Linked DNA regions of Homo sapiens: region 1 is linked to region 2. A link is an interaction called in ENCODE POLR2A ChIA-PET data of the cell type or tissue named here. Cell type or tissue: PC-9. All regions are shown on one strand. Links, peaks and the distances in the headings refer to the core of each region. The heading gives the core; the rest is flanking DNA. Region 1 overlaps C20orf173 (chromosome 20 open reading frame 173). Region 2 overlaps MMP24-AS1-EDEM2 (MMP24-AS1-EDEM2 readthrough).

Region 1 (2,911 bases), core at 97-2,596, 400 kb before region 2:
GGGCTCTGGGAAGACCTTCTATTGGCTTACTGGGGACACTTGCAGGACTTTCCCAGGTCTTGTGGCCCAAACTCCCCCACCTCCAATTCTTTCTCAGATTTTGGAAGATGGTCTGGTTCCCTAGTGGAGTGGAAGATAGCAAAGACACGGTGAGGGGGAATAGGAAAAGGGGTAGGATGTGGCTGTGGGTTGCTGTGGGAAGGGCCCCAGGTCAGTTCCCTCCCCCTTCCTCCCCAGGTGCAACCAGGACAACTGGCTGTCTTACCAGGGTCAGGGTCATCCCTGGGGCCCAAGGCTTTGTTCTGTGTCTTGCACAACTGTGCCCCGGCAGGAAAGATTCTTGTATCTTCTTCTCTTAAAATTCCTGCTCCTCAATGCCTTCAGCATGGAGTCTAAAGTTTTCTGCCTGGCTTTCAAGACTCTACATGTAGGCCAAGCGTGGTGGCTCATGCCTGTATCCCAACACTTTGGGAGGCTGAGGCGGGTGGATCATGAGGTCAGGAGTTCGAGACCAGCCTGGCCAATATGGTCAAACTCCATCTCTACTAAAAATACAAAAAATAGCCAGGCATGGTGGTAGCCTCATCTCTACTAAAAATGCAAAAAATAGCCAGGCATGCCTGTAGTCCCAGCTACTCGGGAGGCTGAGGTAGAAGAATCGCTTGAACCCGGGAGGCAGAGGTTGCAGTTAGCCGAGATTGCGCCACTGCACTCCAGCCTGGTGACAGAGCGAGACTCCATCTCAGAAAAAAAAAAGACTATACATGTTCTGACTCCTCCCCTTGCCTCCTGTCTCCCAGGCTCCCATAATGGGCTCTTAGAATTCCCCAGACACATGAGCTGCCTCATGCCTTCTCTCGCACCATTCCGTTTGCCTGGAATGCCCTTCTCTTACGTCCTGGGGGTTCCCCTCTCTTCCTCCAATACCATGAGGAAAAGTGAGTTGACATTCTCTTTTTTGGGATCCTCAGTGACTCTAGGAGAGTGTCCAGAGTCTGTTTCCTGGAGGTGAGCTCCAGTCTCCTCCCAGCTCCCAGGGACAACCTGTCATCCTAGATGCTGAGTGAAGGGAGGCAGGGGTGAGGACAGGAGTCTGCCTGCTGACGCACATGTCCCTCTCTTATCCACTAGGTCACCCTCTTTGGATTTGGATCAGAATAGCAAGGAAAGTGTTTCTATCACTGGAAGGAGGATAATCAGACCAAGGGCTCCAAGGAAATACTGCCCACGTCTAGTGCAGGAGCAGAAATCGAAGTCATCCATCAGCTAGCGTGTGGACAAGCTCACTATTCACACAAGCTCAGCCTAGCTGAGTCCATACAAATCCTATTTCTGGGTGGGTAAAGGGCAGGAGGAAATTGTAAGATCAGTCTGGTACTGAATAAAATCCTGGCCTGATTGTCTTACCTGTAACCACAGTGTCTGGGAGGGATGGGCCAGAGGTGCCTTCCAGATCTCAGGGGCAATATTTGAGTTGATTTCTTTGCCTAGTGCCCTGGATCATGTAGGAGGTATAAGTTTAGATTCAATTTCATGCCAAGTGCAAACCCAGACTTTGAGTTGTTGGGGGAGGCTCTTTACCCACTTCGATAAAAGAAGTAAACCTCCTTGTTTCACCCATGCCGGAGGGTGAGGGTTGTTTTTTGTTTTTTGTTTTTTTGCCCAGCTTTTCACAGAAGGTTTAGCATTTTGAGGTTCCCAGTTTTTTTAGGTGCCTCAGTTCCAATTCGCTTTTTTTTTTTTTTTTTTTTTTGAGACAAGAGTTTGCTGTGTTGCCCAGGCTGGAATGGAGTGGCACAATCATGGCTTATTGCAGCCTCGACCTCCTGGGCTCAAGTGATCCTCCCACCTAAGCCCCCTGAGTAGCTGGGACTATAAATGCATGTCACCACACCCAGTTAATTTTAATTTTTGTTTTTGTAGAAAGGGGGTCTTGCCATGTTGGCCAGGATGGCCTTGAACTCCTAGGCTCAAGCAATCCTACTGCCTTGGCCTCCCAAAGTGCTGGGATTACAGGTGTGAGTCACTGTGCCTAGCACTTACCGTGTCACTTCTGCAGCATTCCATTGGTCAGATCAAGTCATAAAGTGATCCAAGATCCAAGAAGTGGGGAAATGAACTGCTCTTCCTAATGGAAAGAGCTGAAGAGAATCTGCCATAATGAGACTACCACAGTGTCAAGGGCCCAGTTGTGTTGGCAGCAGTGGTGGCATTCCAGGTGGGCCATTCCTGGGGTAGTCTTTGGCCATGTTTTGCATCTCATGATAGACTGAGCCTGGTTCTCTAGCTTTTGCATCATCCTGTAAACTACTAAATATTTAGCCGGCGAATTGTTTTTCTCTGAAGTTTACCAGTCTGTTGACCAAGACCAAGAATCCAACTGCTACAGTTAACAAAGAATAAAAAATCAGACTTTTGGCTGGGCACAGTGGCTCAGACCCAGCATGTTGTGAGGCTGAGGCAGGAGGACTGCTTGTGCCTGGAAAATTTCTGCATAATTCACCCCTTAATTTGCATGTAGTTAAAAGTGGGTATAAATAGGATTGCAGAGCTGCTGCTGAGCTGCTAACTCTGGGCACACTGCCTATGGGGTAGCCCTGTCCACAAGAAGCAGTGTACCTCTGCTGCTGCTGTGCAATGCTGCTTCAATACAGTTTGCTAACACCACTGGATCGCATCAGGGCAAAGCCAAGAACCCTCTCAGGCTAAGCCCCAATTTTGGGGATTGCCTGCCCTGCATCAGAGGCATCACTCCAGTCTCTACCTCCAACTTCACATGGCATACTCCCCTGTGTCTTCTGTTTCCAAATTTCCCTCATCTTTTTTTTTGAGATGGAGTCTTGCTCTTGTCACCCAGGCTGGAGTGCAGTGGCATGATCTCAGCTCACTGCAACCTCTGCCTCCCAGGTTC
Region 2 (2,911 bases), core at 245-2,744:
GGCCAGGCTGGTCTCAAACTCCGGACCTCAGGTGATCTGCCCGCCTTGGCCTCCCAAAGTGTTGGGATCACAGGTGTGAGCCACCACGCCTGGCCTGAGTGCCTGCAGAATCAGTTCTGAATTCAGAGTCACTATGGACTTACACTGCCCACTTCATGCCCACTACAGCACTTGATGCCTTCTTGCAAAAGCCAACTGAAGCGTGCTGCATTCTGTGTATGTAGCCCTGGATTTCTTATCTCCTGGCCATTGCACATGGCATCTTCTTTGCCTAGAATGTCTTTTTTCCTGTCTTCCTATGTCCAAATTCTTTTCACCCTTCAAAGCCTAACTTAAATGTCGCCTTGCCCAGGAAGTAGCTTGATCCTTCTACAGAATTTGGGACCTTCAGCATCTTTCTTGCAGTTAGCTCTCATCAACAGTTACAGCTCTACAAATTGAATGCAGAATCCATGCCTTACTCATCTTATGTTCCCCACAGTGCTTTACATGTGGTAGGTAATAGATTAATACCTGTTGAATAAATACATCTTACCCGCCAGGCCCTTAGACACTAGCAATCTTGAGGAATTGTTGAGCACCTAATTACTATTATTATTATAGCTACAGTAGTCCCCCGTTATCCACAGTTTTGATTTCCATGGTTTCAGTTATCCATGGTCAACTGCAGTCTGAAAATAGGTGAGTACAGTCAGATACGATATTTTGAGGCTGGGTGCAGTGGCTCACGCCTGTAGTCCCAGTTTTTTGGAAGTGAGGATTGTTTGAGGCCAGGAGTTTGAGACCAGCCTGGGCAATATAGTAAGACCCCCTCTCTAAAAAAACAAAGATATTTTGAGGCACTAAATTTACATAATTTCTTTTTTTCCTGTCTCTTACCAAAAAGACAAATTCACATAACTTCTATAACATATATTGTTATACTTGTTCTGCTTTATTATTAGTTATTGTTGTTAATCTCTTCCCATGCCTAATTTATAAATTAAACTTTTTCGGCTAGGCACAGTGGCTCATGCCTTTAATCCCAGTGCTTTGGGAAGCTGAGGCGAGAGAATTGCTTGACCCCAGAAGTTCAAGATCAGCCTGGGCAACATGGTGAGACCTCGTCTCTACAAAAAATAAAAAAAAATTTGCTGGGCATGATGGTGCGTGCCTGTAGTCCCCACTACTTGGGAGGCCAAGGTGAAGGATTGCTTGACCCTGGGAGGTCAAGGGTGCAGTGAACCGTGATCATACCACTGCATTTCAGCCTGGGTGACAGAGTAAGACCCTGTCTCAAAAATAAAAATTTTTAAAAATTTAATGAATTAAGAATTCTCATAGATGTGTATGTATAGGAAAACAGTAGTCACGCATTGCTTAATGACAGGGATATAGTCTGAGAATTGCATCGTTAGGTGATTTCATCATTGTGCAAACATCATAGGGTGTACTTAAGCAAACCTAGATGGTATAGCCAACTACACACCTAGGCTATATGGTGTAGCCTATTGCTCCTAGGCTACAAACCTGTACAGCATGTTACTCTACTGAATACTATAGACAATTGTAATAGAATGGTAAGTATGTATATAAACATAGAAAAAGTACAGTACAAATACAGTATAAAAGGGCACATGAATGAAGTTCACAGGACAGGAAGTTGCTCTGGGTGAGTCAGTGAGTGGTGAGTGAATGTCAAGGTCTAGGACATTACACTATTGTAAACTTTATAAATACTGTACACTTAGGCTATACTAAATTTATTTAAATTTTTTTTTCTTTCTCCAGTAATAAATTTTTTTTTTTTTTTTGAGATAGAGTCTTGCTCTGTTGCCCAGGCTGGAGTGCAGTGGCATGATCTTGGTTTACTGCAACCTCTGCTTCCCCAGTTCAAGTGATTCTCCTGCCTCAGCCTCCTGAGTAGCTGGGATTACAGGCGCCCACCACCATGCCTGGCTGATTTTTTTTTTCTTTAAAGACAGAGTCTCACTCTGTTGCCCAGGCTGGAGTACAGTGGTGCAATATCGGCTCGCTGCAACCTCTGCCTCCCGGGTTCTAGCAATTCTCCTTCCTCAGCCTCCCGAGTAGCTGGGATTACAGGTGCACGCTGCCATGCCCAGCTAATTTTTTGTATTTTAGTAGAGATGGGGTTTCACTGTGTTGCCCGGGCTGGTCTTGAACTCCTGAGCTCAGGCAATCCACCCGCCTCGGCCTCCCAAAGTGCTAGGATTACAGGCGTGAGCCACCGTGCCTGGCCTAATTTTTGTATTTTTAGTAGAGATGGATGGGTTTTCACCATGTTGGCCAGGCTGGTCTCAAACTCCTGATCTCAGGTGATCTCCACCCACCTTGGCCTCCCAAAGTGCTGGGATTAGAGGCGTGAGCCACCATGCCTGGCCTCCAATAATAAATTAACGTTAGCTTACTGTAACTTTTTTACTTTATGAACTTTAAAATTTTAAAAAACTTTTTGACTCATTTGTAATAATGCTTAGCTTAAAACACATTGTACAGCTATACAGAAATATTTTATTTATATCCTTATTCTCTAAGTTTTTTTCTGTTTTTAGTTTTTTATTTTGTTTTCACCTTTTAGACTTTTTTGTTAAAAACTAAGCTACAAACACACATTAGCCTAGGCCTAGGGTCAGTATCATCAATATCACTGTCTTCCACTTCCCCATGTTATCCTGCTAGAAGGTCTTTGGGGGCAGTAACACTCACAGAACTGTTGTTATCTCAGATGATTGATAACAATGCCTTCTGGAATTCCTTGAAGGACCTGCCTGAAGCTGTTTCATTTTTTTTTTTTTTTTAGACAGAGTTTTGCTTATGTTGCCCAGGCTGGAGTGCAGTGGCACCATCTCGGCTCACTGCAACCTCCGCCTCCCAGGTTCAATTCTCCTGTGATTTTCCTGTCTTAGCCTCC

What was found. Peaks named below come from ENCODE experiments on the same cell type or tissue, not always from the same donor. Only the 100,000 strongest peaks of a DNase experiment are listed, where the experiment ranks them.
Region 1: POLR2A ChIA-PET joins it to region 2 with 9 read pairs; 2 of 35 experiments call an interaction of 5 or more read pairs at or near these places.

What each region holds. Positions count from the first base shown.
Region 1 is chr20:35,525,471-35,528,381 of GRCh38, reverse strand. C20orf173 (chromosome 20 open reading frame 173) reads left to right here. Exons shown (of 6, transcript NM_001145350.2): 5 at 98-149; 6 at 1,132-1,403. The coding sequence ends at 124. Among named protein-coding and RNA genes, the nearest start is that of C20orf173, 2.7 kb to the left of the region's middle. In PC-9, for the core only: no CTCF peak of the experiment used is centred there; no DNase peak of the experiment used is centred there.
Region 2 is chr20:35,128,453-35,131,363 of GRCh38, reverse strand. The region is part of intron 11 of MMP24-AS1-EDEM2 (MMP24-AS1-EDEM2 readthrough); the gene reads left to right. The region is part of intron 7 of EDEM2 (ER degradation enhancing alpha-mannosidase like protein 2); the gene reads left to right. Among named protein-coding and RNA genes, the nearest start is that of EDEM2, 17 kb to the left of the region's middle. In PC-9, for the core only: no CTCF peak of the experiment used is centred there; a DNase peak (open chromatin) is centred at 1,503; H3K27ac peaks cover 1,410 bases.